2 separate regions of the Homo sapiens genome follow, and region 2 is linked to region 1. Evidence: chromatin loops called from intact Hi-C (ENCODE). Cell type or tissue: heart right ventricle. All regions are shown on one strand. Links, peaks and the distances in the headings refer to the core of each region. The heading gives the core; the rest is flanking DNA.

Region 1 (7,997 bases), core at 2,433-6,432:
TAGTCCCAGCTACAGGCTGGGGCAGGAGAATGGCGTGAACCCCGGAGGCAGAGTTTGCAGTGAGCCGAGATCGCGACACTGCACTCCAGCCTGGACGATAGAGCCAGACTCCGTCTCAAAAAAAAAAAAAAAAAAAAAAGAAAAGAAAAGAAAATGTCTAAAATGGGAGAAAGGGAATTAAAAATAACAAAAGTATATATGTGTGTTACTCAGAAGTATGAAGTATAGATGTAAAGGGCAGAAAAAACAACTAACAGCTGTCAAAGGTGCCTGCCTGTAGTCCTAAGTACTCAGGAAACAGAGGTAGGAGGATCATTTACGCCCAAAAATTTGATGAGCAACACAGCAAGACCCTATTCTAAAAAACAAATAAATAAAAATAAGAGCTGTCAAGTAGACTTTGAGAAGTAGGAATCAGCTGCAGAATAAGAAATCGACTTGACAGAACATAGAAAAACTAAACAGAAGCCATCGGGAAAAAGAAAAACTAGAGAAAGAATTATATTTTTTTCCTTTTTTCTTTTTTGGAGACAGAGTCTCGCTCTGTCACACAGGCTGGAGTGCAGTGGCGCAATCTCTGCTCACCACAACCTCTGCCTCCAGGGTTCAAGCAATTCTCCTGTCTCAGCCTACCGAGTAGGTGGGACTACAGGCGCTGCCACCACGCCCGGCTCATTTTTGTATTTTTAATAGAGACAGATTTTCACCATATTGGTCAGGCTGGTCTCTCGGCCTCCCAAAGTGCTCGGATTACAGACGAAGAATATTTTTAAGAAGGGCAAAAGCACATGTGAGGGAGTAGAAAAATGGCAAAACAAGAGAAGACTAACAAATGAAAGCACAATGGAAGACTAGAAAGATATGATATACAGACGCATCATCACACACCAAAACTCCGACATTCTAGAAGGCATGGGCAGTTCACAGATGGCCAGCCTCTGCCAAACTGGGGGAGAATACTAACCTCTTCATATTCTTCACAGCCACTGCCTCTTCTCCCTCCATTCTTTACCTTCTATCCAAAGCACCCTGTTTTGTCATTTCACTCAAACCTAACTTTACAGAATAGCTTCACATGTTCCAGTTACTCACTAGTTAATCCATATTCCGCTGAAATCCCCAGGTTCTAATGTAAATGACTTTAAATTTGGGGGGGAAAAAAAGACTCTAAGTGTAAGAGAGGTGGTCATAATAACCAATCGTCAAAATGTTGCTACCACTCCACTTTATTTAATGGAGAAGTTATGTAGTTGAAAGAACATTCTGACTTCTGTCTAGACCAGTGGTTTTTAATCTTTTGGAAGCCAAGGTCCCCACTAAGAATCTCAGAAAGGCTCTAAGGTTGCTTTTTTTTTTTTTTAAGCTTGTTTAAAAAAAAAATCAGGCTGAGCAGAGTGGCTCACACCTGTAATCTCAGCACTTGGGGCCAAGGCGGGAGGATCACTTGAGCCCAGGAGTTGGAGACCAGCCTGGGTAACATGGTAAGACCCCGTCTCTACATTAAAGAAAAAAGCCGGGCATGGTGGCGCATGCCTGTAGTCTCAGCTACCCAGGAGGCTAAGGTGGGAGGACGGATTGAGCCCAGGACGTCAACGCTGCAGTGAGCCACGATCCCGCCACAGCACTCCAGCCTGGGAGACAGAAAGAGACCTTGTCTCAAAAACAAAATAATGGCCGGTGCAGTGGCTCACGCCTATAATCCCAACACTTTGGGAAGTGGAGGCGGGGAAATCACTTGAGCCCAGGAGTTCAAGAACAGCCTGGGCAACATGGTGAAACCCAGTCTCTACCAAAAATACAAAACAAAACAAAACAGCGGGTGTGGTGGGTACACCTGTGGTCCCAACTACTCGGGAGACTGAGGTGGGAGGATCGCTTGAGCTGGGGAGGCGGAAGCTGCAGTGAGTCGAGATAGTGCCACTGCATCCAGCTGGGTGACAGAGTGAGACCCCACCTCAAAAAAAATAAAATAACACAAAAATTAAAGTCTTTAATTTCAGGAGTTACAGGAACCCTCAATTAAGGTCTGTTTTAGACTCTTACCATCACATTCATATTTATACTATGCTAGCAGTTTGAAATTACAACGTACAAGTAGATATCTATCCTTCTCTGGAGGAATAGACTGTAACTTACTGCACTGTTCCCAAGAGAAACTAAATCAGACCCACTGCCAAAATTCTGCTGCACTACCCATTTGACCCTGAACAAGTATCTTAAATCTCTACAGGTCTCAATATCCACAGGGTTGCTGGAAGCGCAAAATAAGATAACCTATGCTTAGTTATGATAAGAGACACAATTATGCTACTATTATAATCATGGTCATCCGTGAGTTTCTGGTTTTTTTTTTTTTTTTCTGGAGTCTCCCTCTGTCGCCCAGGCTGGAGTGCAGTAGCGCGATCTCGGCTCACTAGAACCTCCGCCTCCCGGGTTCAAGCGACTCTCCTGCCTCAGCCTCCCAGGTAGCTGGGACTACAGGCGTGCGCCACCACGTCCGGCTAACTTTATTTGTATTTTTAGTAGAGACAAGGTTTCAACATGTTAGCCAGGCTGGTCTCGAACTCCTGACCTCAGGCAATCCGCCCTCCTCGGCCTCCCAAAGTGGTGGGATTACAGGCGTGAGCCACTGCGCCCGGCCAATATCCTTTTAACATCAACAATAAAAAGTGACTTGTAGCTAACATTTAGTGCTATGTGTCAAGCAATAACCTAAATGTTTAAAATGGATCATCCTATCAAATTCTATCAATGTTACAACTCCATCTATGGATGAAAAGTGTAAGTGGCCCCAAATACCCAGCTTATAAACGACAGTGCTGTGATTATTCAAGCCAAAGCAAACTGACTCAAGATTCTGCGCACATCCACCTTTAATAGCTTCTTCCGTCACTCTTTAGATCCAATGACTAAAGTCTTATTGAATCCAAAATAGATCACATTATTTACCTGTAAAGAGGAAAAATACCCTAAAAACACTTGTGGAAAAGGTTAAAAATTGTAAGCCATACTAACGATTTGTAAGAACTTTAGAATTTTTTTTTTTTAAGCAAAGGCAGCTACCAAAGTGTTCCGGGCGGGGAGGGGGGCGAGGGAGGTGAGTATGAGGAGTGGAGTGGAGCTGGACCCTTACAAAGGGACAGCGACAAACACCTCATACTCAAAACAAGGGGACTTTCCGTGTCATTTGTGCCATCGGGCCATTGCAAATGTCCACGCTGAGATGCCTACCTTGTCACTCGACGCAGCCGCCAAAGCTCACCCGGAGCTGCGTCAGTCCCCACTGGGTTCCTCCAGGCCAAGGAGGTACGACCTCCGCCGCGGCATATAAAGTAAATGTCCAGGACATGGGAAGAAACCCGCCGATACAGCACCCGGGTGCCCAAGCCCCCGAGAACTAGGCCGCGCGGGTACTACGGGGCCAGAAAGCCCGGGCCAGGGCGAGCCCACGAGCGAGCACCGTCGGGAACAAACCGGGAGAAAGAGGAAGAGCCGGCGCCAAAGGTCTCCCGCCCGCCGCGGTCCCCCCAGGACTCTTCCTGCGCTTGCAAGCGCCACGCCGCCCACAGGACTGCGCTAGCCGGCCTCCGCCTCAACAGAGCGCGCCAGGGAGCAGCGCCCTCGGGAGCCATGACCCCTGACCCATCGAGGCCGCCGCCGGGCCGGGTCGAGGCCGCCGCCTCAACAGAGCGCGCCAGGGAGCAGCGCCCTCGGGAGCCATGACCCCTGACCCATCGAGGCCGCCCCCGGGCCGGGTCGAGGCCGCCGCCTCAACAGAGCGCGCCAGGGAGCAGCGCCCTCGGGAGCCATGACCCCTGACCCATCGAGGCCGCCGCCGGGCCGGGTCGAGGCCGCCGCCTCAACAGAGCGCGCCAGGGAGCAGCGCCCGTCGGGAGCCATGACCCCTGACCCATCGAGGCCGCCGCCGGGCCGGGTGGAGGCCGCCGCCTCAACAGAGCGCGCCAGGGAGCAGCGCCCGTCGGGAGCCATGACCCCTGACCCATCGAGGCCGCCGCCGGGCCGGGTCGAGGCCGCCGCCGCCCGGCCGGGTCGAGGCCGCCGCTCTCTTCCAGACCCACTCACCTGTCGAGGCGACGGGGTGAGACCCAGCACCGAGGCGACGTACCGCTCCACATCGGCCTTGCTGCGCCTCATCGCGCCGCCAACCTGGCTCCCGAGACGCGTGCGAGCACCGCTCAGCCCCGCAGCAGTCGCCACTTCCAAGAGGAAAGTGCCTGCAAGCCACTGAAGCAGCGGCGTAGCCGGCGGAGGCCCACTGTGACGAGCGTGCGGCGCCGCCCACGGAGGCCCACTGTGACGAACCTGCGTTCTGCCTCAGCACTGTGTATCCTCGGGGACGTCGGCGCTCCAGCTGCACTCGGCCGGGCTGGTGGCGCCGCCCTGTGGTCTGAGGGTGTCTTGACATGATCTTATCTATAGAAAACCTTAATGAAAGCTCAAAAAAAAAAAAAAAAAGACAAACCATCAGTGATAATAAATGAGTTCAAAGAGATTGTACCATACGAGGTCAACTAAAAAAAATGAGATGTCTACTTATACACCAGCAAGGAACAATTCAAGTAAAATTAAGTAAACAATTCCATTTATAATATTATCAAAAATAATAAAATAATTATGAATAAATTTAACCCAAAAGTGTAAGACTTGTAGACTGGAAACTACAGAACACTGTTGAAAGAAAAGCAAGTGATTCATCCCCCGGTGCCAAACAGCAGACGCAGGTGTTACCAGTCTGGTGGGGCGCCCGAGCTGGGGACCTGGGGTCCTCTGGGAGGGGCAAGAAGGCAGCGATGCTGGCCCCCGCCTCCATCTGCCCATCCCATCTGCATCCACACACCGCCCTGCGGTAGCTGCTTGCAGCCCTTCTCTGTCAGTTTCTCCATTATCTTCTGGTTTGGTGATAAATGAGAGTTCCCATCGGGGGTGCCACCCTCTGTGTGACGGGGAGCAGAGAAGACCCTGCATCTGAGTCCTTCTGGGGGAAGAGCGAAAATGCTGGGACCAGCCCCAGCTGTCAGGGGGTCTCCAATCCCAGCAGGGAGGCCCCACGCATGGCTAGGATGCCCCAGACCCCAGGGACTGCACGAAGTGGAAAGGAGGGCCCCCGGTCCTAACTAAGGGTTCAGACCCCCGCAACACACATCCAGGCACACCCCCACCCCCTAGGCCTGGTTCTAGGTCTGCCAGCTCCGAGAAGGCCCCTAACAATGGTGCAGTCGCAGGGGCTGTGTCCCAGGCCGGGCTCACGCCCAGTCCCGCTGCCCCGGGGGTAGATGGGGCCCCTGGCCCGCGCGCTGTGGAGCCCTGGAGTGTCTGTGCGCCCCTTCCTTGGAGGGCAGCCGCTGAGGGGCTGCTGCGGGACTGGGGAGCCTCCTGGCAGCAAGCGCTCCCAATGCGTAGCGGGACGCTGTGATGGGGACAAGATCCTGGCTTTGAAGAAAGCCCTTTCCACCCTGTCCATGTGGGGGTCTCCCGGTGCCCCTGAGCCAGCGGCCCCCTCCTGCAGGCTCCGGAGGACTCCCCTGCCTGCATCTGGTCTCGCATTTCCTCCGTGACCTCCAAGCTCCCACTGGGGGCACACGGCTGCCCTGCTGACCCCAACTCTGGCCCTGTGCCGGTGGTGGGCAGCATCTGGCACGGGGGAGGCGCCGTTTCTTCCACACTCGCGCGTCCTCAGCCCAGATCATCCGGTGAAGTTTCCCCAGCAAGTGGCTCCCCCTGCCCCCTCCACCCTGCCAAGTGTGGTCCCTGGGCCCCCGCCTTCCCTTCTCGGCCTCTGCCCCTGGGTCTGGGGCCTGCATCCAGCCATCCACGCTCAGGGAGGCCACCTCCTCCCTCGCTCTCGACCACCACAAAGCTGCCCGGGACCTTGTTCTATCCTTTCCAAAAGTCCTCAGGACCTGCCTGTCTACGGAGCTCCCAAAACGCCCTGTGAGCTCTCCCGGGCCCCTCCTCTCCTTGCTAATAATGTCCCACACGGTGCTGCCTGCCTGGCCCCAAAAGAAAAGGACCCTGGAGTGAGTTCTGAACACAAACTCGATGAAAGTGGCCCCCTGCTCCACCTGCCGAGTCGGCCCCTCCTCAGACTCTCCCCTTGGGCAGGGAAACCTGCCGGGGCCTGACTGTTTCTTCCTGAAACAGCCTCAGGCTGGAAGGAGAGGGATCCACCCTTGGCCATTGAAGCATTCAGCAGGAATCAGCCCTCGGGGACCAAGACCCTGTGACCAGCCCCGCCCCACAGGCGCCGGTCCTGGGCAGCCTCCCTTGCTCAGGCCACGCTGCTCCCAAGAAGCCAGGATGAGCAGCTCGCAATAGGCCCCCCAACACGCAGAGTGCCACGCGGAGGACGGGGGCACCCCAGAAAACTGCAGACACTGCATGTCCTCTGGGAGCCCCGGCCCTGGGAGACGATGTGCAGTGGCTCCAGCTCTGACCTCATGAGCCCAAGCTCCGCTACACACTGGGTCCTGACCTGACCTGGGTCCCTGGGGCTCTCCGGCCAGGCCTCTCCCGGTGCCTCCCGCCCCTGAGGCCGCCACCCAGCATCCAGGCCCCTGTGTAGTCATCCCCTCTTCAGGAATCTGGGTCATGGCTGCAGGATAGGGGCTACCCAGAGCAGGATGTGGAGGGAGGGGCCGCAAAAGCTGGAGAGAATCTACAAGGCACTATTTAGCCACCTGCCCTTGATTCTAATTCTCAGTGACGAGATTCTTTGCTTGGCCAAACTCTATCAGGCCCTTGAACCTTCTAGGCCACCTGCACACTTCCTTGCAAAATCCGGTTTTAGCAAGAACACTGCTAAGTGACTTCAGCCAGAACTGCCCCGCCCCGTATCTGATCATCCTCGTCAGGGCAGCCTGCTCGTCCTCGGGCACCCAGGTGATGACGAATGACCCTGCCTCCCTTCAGCCAGAACCCCCCACCCCTGCTGTTTGTTCTTAGTGATGTTCCATCCGAGGACCCCACTCTGCTCCTGGGCTATCAAATCCCACTTGCTGGAGCCATATTCAGAGTGGAGCCTAAATCTCTCTCCACCACTGCAAAATCCCACTGCCCTGGTCCCAGCACCCACCGCACTGGTCCTGAGTAGTCCGCTTCCAGTCTTTAGCAAACATCATTGAATAAATCTCCTTTCATGTCAGGCACACCCTTAAATGCAGACACGTGTGTCCTGGGAGGATTACCAACACTCCCCCGGCCCTGCACATCAGCTGTGGAAGGTGAGATTGGGAAGTGCTGGCCTCCTCGCCAAGGCTTCAGCCTCCATTTCTGCTTTTCAGGTCATGTTCGAACACTGGGGGTCCCAGGAGACCCACCCAGACCAGGCCCCTCTCAGGGTGGGAAGAGCGTGGAGCAAGAGGAGGAGGCTCGGCCCAGAACGTTGGCCACAGGCTGACCCGTGCAGGGGGCAAGGGCTTAAGACGGCCCCATCTTCCACTCCAAGTGTGGTCTCAATCTTGTTGGCCAGTTTATGAAAGTCAAGCCTATTGACTCAGTCAGGGTCTTGGCAGGAAGGAGGCCAGGGCGCAGACAGAGATAGGGATCGCTCCAGGGGTGTGTGGCCCCGGGCTGTGGGGTAGTCCTGGAGCACCTCCACCCCAGCCTGCAGAACACCCAGGCGGAGCAGGAGCAGAGCTGGGCTGTGTAGGGGTTAGGGGACACGGCCAGCCCGCAACCCCAGCTCCCCTCCATCTGCCTCCAGTTTCCAGCCAGGGCCCCCTCTGCCAAACCTGGCCCAAGGCAGGGGCCAGGGCTCTGTCTACTGGGGCCACAGGGAGGGTGGGGAGGGGGCCGGAGCTTCCAGGGCAAGGGAAGGGGCCACCCCCACCCCGTCACGCGCATAGAGGAGGAGGAGGAGCCCACACTGCCCCAGTGTCCACCCCACGCCTACACCAGCCCCACATGAGCTCGGGGGTCTCTGGGGGTCAGTGTCTGTAGCTACAGATGTGAGCATGCATGCGGGTGTGCAGGACCTT
Region 2 (7,997 bases), core at 1,690-5,689, 310 kb before region 1:
TTTATTGTAAAAATAAGGAAAAATATGTGAATATGTGAATTTTTTAAGCCTGAGAGATGATAGAATGTTCCCATATTTTTCTTGTAAAGAAAATAATATTTTAACTTACACATCCTGTAGAAAATACCACCTTTTCCCCTTGTATTACAGTACAATGTTTACATTACTATACTGTCAAGCTGAAAGTATAAAAAATGTACATATACATTTTGAGTTATGTATCCTTTTTTTAAAAAAAAGTTCGAGTCTGTTGCACTAGGCTGTACATGACTAAAGTTGACAGATGCTATGCTAGATTTATAATCACTAGTTCTGGTACTTGTGTCTTTGTATGATCAAAGCATGCAATAAGCAATACAAAATACCAAGCCTTATACTTAAAAGAAGTTTAACATATTGGTTAATATACTGGTTAATATACTGGTTAAACATATTGAATGTATATAAGTGGCAAAACTAGATTTTTAAGGAAGTGTACATTATAATATTGGAGCTCAGTACTGCATGAAGAGACTTCATTAAAACTAAGAAAACATTTATTTGGGGAGAAATTTTAGGCATTTAAGAACTTGTATTTTTCTATTTTAAAAAGTTAAATTATTCCGTAATTTGGAAGAAGTTTCGTTGAATGTAGGACATAACCGTTTGAAGGGTTTTCATTTGAAAAATTGATGTATTTTGTGCCTTAATATTTTGTTCTTTTAATAAAAATGCTCTGAATTTGAATGATTGATTCTTGATAGTATTTATTGGTGCTAGATTATATAAATCTGTAGGACATATAGACATATATAGACTCCAATAGATGGCAGGACATAAAATTCTTAAAACAGGAGGCACAGCTAATCAAACATGGAAAAGTGCTCAACCTCAGTAGTAGTAAAGAAATGCAAAACAAAAGATAGGGGATAGTTTAAAAAATCAAATTAACATAAGTTTGTACTATGGTATATTTGTAAAATCCTTTTGCTTTCAAAGTCTGATGAAATGAGCACACTTATTAATGATGGTAATATAGTTGATTTCCTTTTTTGTGAAAAGTTCAACAATGTGTTTATAACCTTTGAATAATGTCAATTCTGGTGATATTTTAAAAAATGATTCAAAATACAGAATAAAGTTTCTCCACAAAAGTGTTTATTATAATATTAAAGTAGAAATAAAATTAGAGACAAACAATATCATAGTTAAGTGAATTATGGTTTAACCAGCTACTTTATGAGATATTGTATAGCCATTAAATTATGAAGAATTTATAATAAAAATACTTATAAGAACTGTGATGCAGTGGCACATATGTGAATGCTTATCTATGTAAAAATAAGGTAGAGCAACTTACTCTCATGGTTCAGAAAAAATGCATTCTATCTTCCAACTTTTCTGTAAAGTTACAGAATTAAGTAATTACATAATTCTTAATTACATAAATAATTACATAATTAATTATTATTTTGAAATAAAGATAATTTAAAAAAAAAAAGGCCGGGCGTAGTGGCTCACGCCTGTAATCCCAGCACTTTGGGAGGCCAAGGTGGGTGGATCACAAGGTCAGGAGATCGAGACCATCCTGGCCAACATGGTGAAACCCTGTCTCTACTAAAAAAAAAATACAAAAAATTAGCCGGGCGTGGTGGCGGGCGCCTGTAGTCCCAGCTACTCGGGAGGCTGAGGCAGGAGAATGGCGTGAACCCGGGAGGCAGAGCTTGCAGTGAGCTGAGATTGGGCCACTGCACTCCAGCCTGGGCGACAGAGCGAGACTCCGTCTCAAAAAAAAAAAAAAAAAAAAAGTAGAGAAAGGATTGAGTGGAAAAGCACTGGGGTGGCATACATGGTTAGTGTTGAGGCTCAGCCAGGCTGTGGTCACAACTTGATTTTAGCCTTTCAGAAACTTAAGACAAAAAGTTTATTTCTTGCTCATGTGACAATTCTTCAGTAGGTATAGAGGTGGGAAGGGCCACCCTCCTCCACATGTCCCTCAGACACCCGGGGTTTATTTCCATCTTGCGGACCCACCATACCCTAGGGCCTAATTTTTACCCCTAATTTTCTAAGAAACATATTCAACATAAATATGTAAAAATAATAGTGCCTTGGCCAGGCGCAGTGGCTCACACCTGTAATCCCAGCACTTTGGGAGGCCGAGATGGGTGGGTCACGAGGTCAGGAGATCGATACCATTCTGGCTAACACAGTGAAACCGCATCTCTACTAAAGATAGAAAAAAATTAGCTGGGCATGGTGGCAGGCACCTGTAGTCCCAGCTACTCGGGAGGCTAAGGCAGGAGAATGGCGTGAATCTGGGAGGCGGAGCTTGCAGTGAGCCGAGATTGTGCCACTGCACTCCAGCCTGGGCGACAGAGCGAGACTCTCAATAATAATAATAATAATAATAATAATAATAATAATAATAGTGCCTTAGACTATGTATCAGAAAATCTAGAAAAGTGTGTCTTGGTTCACAGCTTAATCTTAATTAATTTAAAAAATCCATCTTGCTGTAAGTAGATGGGACATGGAGAATTTTCTTCATGGACATTCTCCCACCTTTGACATGTGAGGAGTGAGAGGGACAAGATGGATAGTCCCAGAGGGAAAGGAAGGGCTGTTGTCATAAGACTGATGACCATTTTGGCAGACTTGGGAGCACTTGCAGAGTGCCAGGCTTTGGTAACCACTGTATTCTCACAGTAGCCAATGAAGTATTAGTTCCCTTGGTTCATAGATTAGAAAACTGAGAGAGAGGTTAAATAATTTGATAGTTTACCATCCTGGCAGGTGGCAAGGCTGGTATAATACTGGTGGGAATCATCCTAGAAGGGTTGTCCTCGAAGTCCTGAGGAGAGAGGAGTTTCGGTTAACAAAGTGCTGTTTGCTTGTTAGAGAAGGTTAAGTAAGACAATGTATCTAAAGTGCCTGGTGCATAGCCTTCAGGAGGCAGCTAAGGTTAATGTGAAAGGTACAGCAATGATTGAGGGGTGACTGAGACTCAATTGAAACAAATGGCATATGAAATTCAAACACATTCCAGGATTGATTCACTTGTATTAAGATGAAGTTACCCAGAGCAAGTTTTATGCCCCTTAAGTGATAGGGAATGTACAGCTACATTAACAGAGGTGACCTGATATTTACATCTGGTCAGAGGCTGACCTGATTTATATCTGATTTCAGATGTAAATAATTTTGACAGTATTTCCTTAAAATCATTTTGAAAAAACAAGAAGCTGCAATGGAAGTTTATGCACAGGAAAAAATGTGAAAGCTATCCAGCAGGTGGTGCCAAAGTAATGTCTCTTGAAGAGTTCTAATCTTTTTTTCTTTTCTCTAATTCTTCCCTTTACAGATTTTATAAATTTACTTACCAAATGCCACTAAACAAATTTGGGGATGAAGAAAAAAACTTAAAAATAATTCACACAGCACTGCCCTGGAAAAACAGTTATTTTGGTATATTTTAAAACTTTAAAGCTGGAAAGAGCCTCTAAGATCATCTTACAAATGAGGAAATGGAGGACCAGGAAAGTGTCACTGGCTACAGTTCCCTCAGACCAGGGTTGAAGACTGCCTCCTAGTTTGTTTTTCTCACCTCTGGTCCTTATTGTCAGGGGGAAAGAGATGCCACAGAAGGGTTGGACTGGGCATCAAAACTTGAAATACATTTTATATACTTTGGTGACCACTTGCTACGTCATTTCATATGACTTCATTGTCTTTTCAGCTTCCAAATTCTTGTTTCTACATGGTCATAATTCCAGTTCTCTGTTTCTTCATTTGATAAGTGGAGATTTTCTTGGGGTTCAGTGGAGTCTGCTGGAAAGGCTTGTCTTTATTTGACCTGAGTCACAGCTTTCCCAGTGCTAAATGCCTCTTTCCAGGGGATACTTATTAAAAATATTCACAGGCATGTTTTTTAATGTCACAGCTGCCTAAAGCAAAAAATAACATTCAAAGCAAACAACAGACTGACCAAAAACCTTAAAAGGAAAGTCTAAAGAATGAGATGACCATAAGGCCTTTGAAAAACCTTCAACATACTTACAGGAATCTAAAAGGTCACATGCATGCATAGGGCTCTGCATGCTCAGCAAAGACCACAAACAAGAAGTGAAGGCTAAGGCAGAGTTAGTTGTAAACTGCCTGAATGAGTGCTGAAGGTGTGCCCCACCATACACACAAGCACCTCGGCAAAGACTGGGAGATTTACTGGTTCCGAGAGGTTAAGAAAGTCTCTGTCCAATAATTGTCTAACCATTACATAACTGAGTAGAGACTTCAGTGACCACATATCACAAAATATACAGACTTTACGGAATTAGTTTAGAGAACTCACTAAACAACTACTACAACAAGTAGTAACAACAGCAAACCATTGAAGGGGAAGGAACTGGTTTTCAGAGTTACCACATTATATTATTTAAAATGTCTAGTATTTACCAAAAAATTATGACATAAGCAAAGAAATGACAGTGTATCTCTCACAAGAAAAAAAAGAGCATCAAAACAAAATGTTCCTGAGAAAGACCAGATGTTTGACTTACTAGACAAAAACTGTAAGCTGTTTTGTAAGTATTCAATGAGCTAAAAAAGTATAAATGCAAAAGTATGAGAATGATGTTTGACCAAATAATGTCAATAGAGATAGCAATGATAAAAATGAACCAAATGAAAATTCTTATATTGAAAAGTACAATAACTGAGACAAAACATTTATTAGAGGGTGCTCAAGAGCAGATCTGAGCAGGTAGAAGAAAATCAGTGAATCTGAATATAGGTCAATTGAGATTATTCAGTGTGAGGAACAAAAAGAAGATAGAATGAAGAAAAATTAACAGAATCTCAGAGACCTGTGGAACAACCTCAAGCATACAGACACACACGGTGAGAGTACGAGAAGAAGAAGAGAGAGGAAGAAAAATACTTGAATAAATAGTGGTTGAAAACTTTTCAAACTTGACAAAAAACAGTCTACCTAAGCAGAAAGATTAGCAAACTCCAAATAAGATAAACTCAAAGAGATCTGTACTGAAACATCATAATCAAATGATGGAAAACCAGAACCAAAGATGGAGTTTTGAAAGAGAGAAGTGACTCATTGCCTAGTAAAAATCCTCTGTAACATTAACAACTAATTTTTCCCCCTCAGAAACTATGGTGGTAAGAAGGCAATGGGATGATATATTTAAAGTACTGAAAGAAAAACCGTCAGTCAAGAATTCTATATCCAAGCAAACTATCCATTCAACATGAATAGAAATACAGACAGTTGAGATAAAAACTGAATTTGTTGTTAGTAGTTTTGCCATGCAAGAAATACTAAAGTAGGCCAGGTGCGGTGGCTCACGTCTGTAATCCCAGTACTTTGGGAGGCTGAGGCGGGTAGATCACCTGAGGTCAGGAGTTCGAGACCAGCCTGGGCAACATGGTGAAACCCCGTCGCCACTACAAATACAAAAAGTAGCCAGGCGTGGTGGTGAGCAACTGTGATCCCAGCTACTCAGGAGGTTGAGGCAGAAGAATCGCTTGAACTGAGGAGGCAGAAGTTGCAATGAGCTGAGACAGTGCTATTGCACTCCAGCTGGCAACAAGAGCAAAACTCCATCTCAAAAACAAACAAACAAACAAAAAAAACAAAACTAAAGTAAGTACTTTGGGCTGAAATTAAAGAACACTAAACAGTAATTTGAATACATTTGAAGAAATAAAACAGTACCAGTAAAGATAACTAGCCAAATATAAAAGACAGTATAAATGTATTTTTGTTTGTAACTCTTTTTTTCTCCTAGTATATTTAAAAGAAACATGTATTATTGATAAATCTAAGTTGATGGGCATATAATGTGTAAAAATACAACTCGTGACAATAGCAGCATAAAGGAGAGGAGGAGAGAAGCCATACAGGAGCAAGTGTTTTGCATACTATTAAAATTGGTTTTACTCAGAACTAAAATCTTATAAATTAAGGTATTATTGGCCAGGTGCGGTGGCTCACGCCTGTAATCCCAGCACTTTGGGAGGCCGAGGTGGGTGGATCACGAGGTCAGGAGTTTGAGGCCAGCCTGACCAACATGGTGAAACCCCGTCTCTACTAAAAATACAAAAATTAGCCGGGCGTGGTGGCACGCGCCTGTAACCCCAGCTACTCAGGAAGCTGAGGCAGGAGAATTGCTTGAATCCAGGAGGCAGAGGTTGCAGTGAGCCGCCATTGTGCCATGGCACTCCAGCCTGGGCAACAGAGTGAGACTCTGTCTCAAAAAAATAAATAAATAAATAAATAAAATAAGGCATTATTGGTAGACCCCAAGGCAACACTAAGAAAATAACTTTTAAAAAATGTACTAAAAGAAATGGGAAAGGAATTAAAATGGTAAACTACTAAATTTTTTGAACAAAACAGGAGACAGCAGTGGAGGAACAAAGAAGATAAGACATACAGAAAACAAAGAGCAAAAAAGGAGAGGGAATATGTGAATATAATGAATAACATTTTGTCAGTAAATCAACTTACATGAAATGGACAAATTCCTGGAAGATAAAAACTACCAAAACTGACTCAAGAATAAATAGGCAATCTGAATAGACTCATAGTAAGTGATAAGATTCAATTAGTAATTTGTAAAAACTACCTACACAGAAAAGTCCAGGCCCAGATGACTTCACCATTGAACTCTACTAAACATTTAAAGAAGAATTAGCCTGGGTGCAGTGGCTTATGCCTGCAATCCTAGCACTTTGGGAGGCCAAGGCAAGTGCATCACTTGAGCTCAGGAGTTCGAGACCAGCCTGGGCAACATGGCGAAATCCCTTCTCTACAAAAAAAAAAATTAAAAAATTAGCCAGGCATGGTGGTGTACACCTGTAGTCCCAGCTACTGAGGAGGCTGAGACAGGAAGATTGCTTGAGCCCAGGAGGTCAAGGCTGCAGTGAGCCATGATCACACTACTGCACTCCTGCCTGGGCAACAGAGTGAGACCCTGTCTCAAAAAGAAGGAGAAGGGAGGAGAAGGAGAAGGGAGAAAGAGGGAGAAGAAGAAGAGGAGAAGGAGGAGGAAGAGGAAGGAGGGAGGAGGAGGGAGGGTGGAGGAGGGAGACGGAAAAGACGGAAGAGAAGGAGGAGAAGGAAAGGAAGGAAGGAAGGAAGGAAGAGAAAGAGAAGAAAAAGAAGAATGATTAGTGCCAATTCTTCATGAATTCTTCCCAAAAATAGAAGAAGGCACTTCCCATCACATTTTATGAGGTCAGAATTACCCTGATGCTCAAACTGACCAAAGACAACATGAGAAAACTACAGACCAATATCTTTCATGAATATGGAAGCAAATGTTCTCAACAAAATACTAGCAAACCAAATCCAGCAACATATGAAAAGAATTATACACCAGGACCAAGCAGGATTTATCCTGGGAATGCAAAGATGGTTTAACACCTGAAAATTAATGTAATACATCATATGAATAGGACAGAAACTCAAAAATGCTATGAGTATCTCAATAGTTGTAGAAAAAGCATTTGCCAAAATGAAATACCCTTTCATAATAAAAAAAAAAACCAACAAACTAGAGGCAGAGTGAAATCTCAACATGACAAAGGGTACCTACAGAAAAAAACCCATAGTTAACGTCATACTAAATGGCAAAAGACTAGAAGCTTTCCCCCAGTTATGGTCTGAATGTTTGTGTCCCCCACAAGTTCGTATGTTGAAACCTAATCCCCAGTGGAATAGTATTAAGAGGTGCGACCTACCTATGTAACAAACCTGCACGTTCTGCACATGTATCCAAGAACTTAAAGTATAATTAAAAATAAAAAGAGGTGCAACCTATAGAAAGTGATTATGTCATGATGGCATCATCCTCATGAATTTGATTACTGCCCTTATCAAAGAGGCCCAAGAGAGCTTGTTTGCCCCTTCTGCCATGTGAGGATTCAATAAGAAGTTGCCATCTATGAGGCACAGACCAAACTCTTACCAGACATTGAATCTACTGGCACCTTGATCT

Evidence for each region. Peaks named below come from ENCODE experiments on the same cell type or tissue, not always from the same donor. Only the 100,000 strongest peaks of a DNase experiment are listed, where the experiment ranks them.
Region 2: it touches region 1 in a loop (8-fold over the local background); 23 of 110 quality-filtered maps call a loop at or near these places.

Annotation. Positions count from the first base shown.
Region 1 is chr2:112,429,299-112,437,295 of GRCh38, forward strand. It overlaps RGPD8 (RANBP2 like and GRIP domain containing 8), which reads right to left and starts at 4,347. Exons shown (of 23, transcript NM_001164463.1): 1 at 4,084-4,347. The coding sequence starts at 4,155. RefSeq lists an enhancer at 4,935-5,913. In heart right ventricle, for the core only: a CTCF peak has its summit at 4,418; a DNase peak (open chromatin) is centred at 4,383; H3K4me3 peaks cover 2,270 bases; H3K27ac peaks cover 1,629 bases.
Region 2 is chr2:112,118,589-112,126,585 of GRCh38, forward strand. It overlaps TMEM87B (transmembrane protein 87B), which reads left to right. Exons shown (of 19, transcript NM_032824.3): 19 at 1-726. Among named protein-coding and RNA genes, the nearest start is that of FBLN7, 16 kb to the right of the region's middle. In heart right ventricle, for the core only: a CTCF peak has its summit at 3,270 (motif pointing right); no DNase peak of the experiment used is centred there.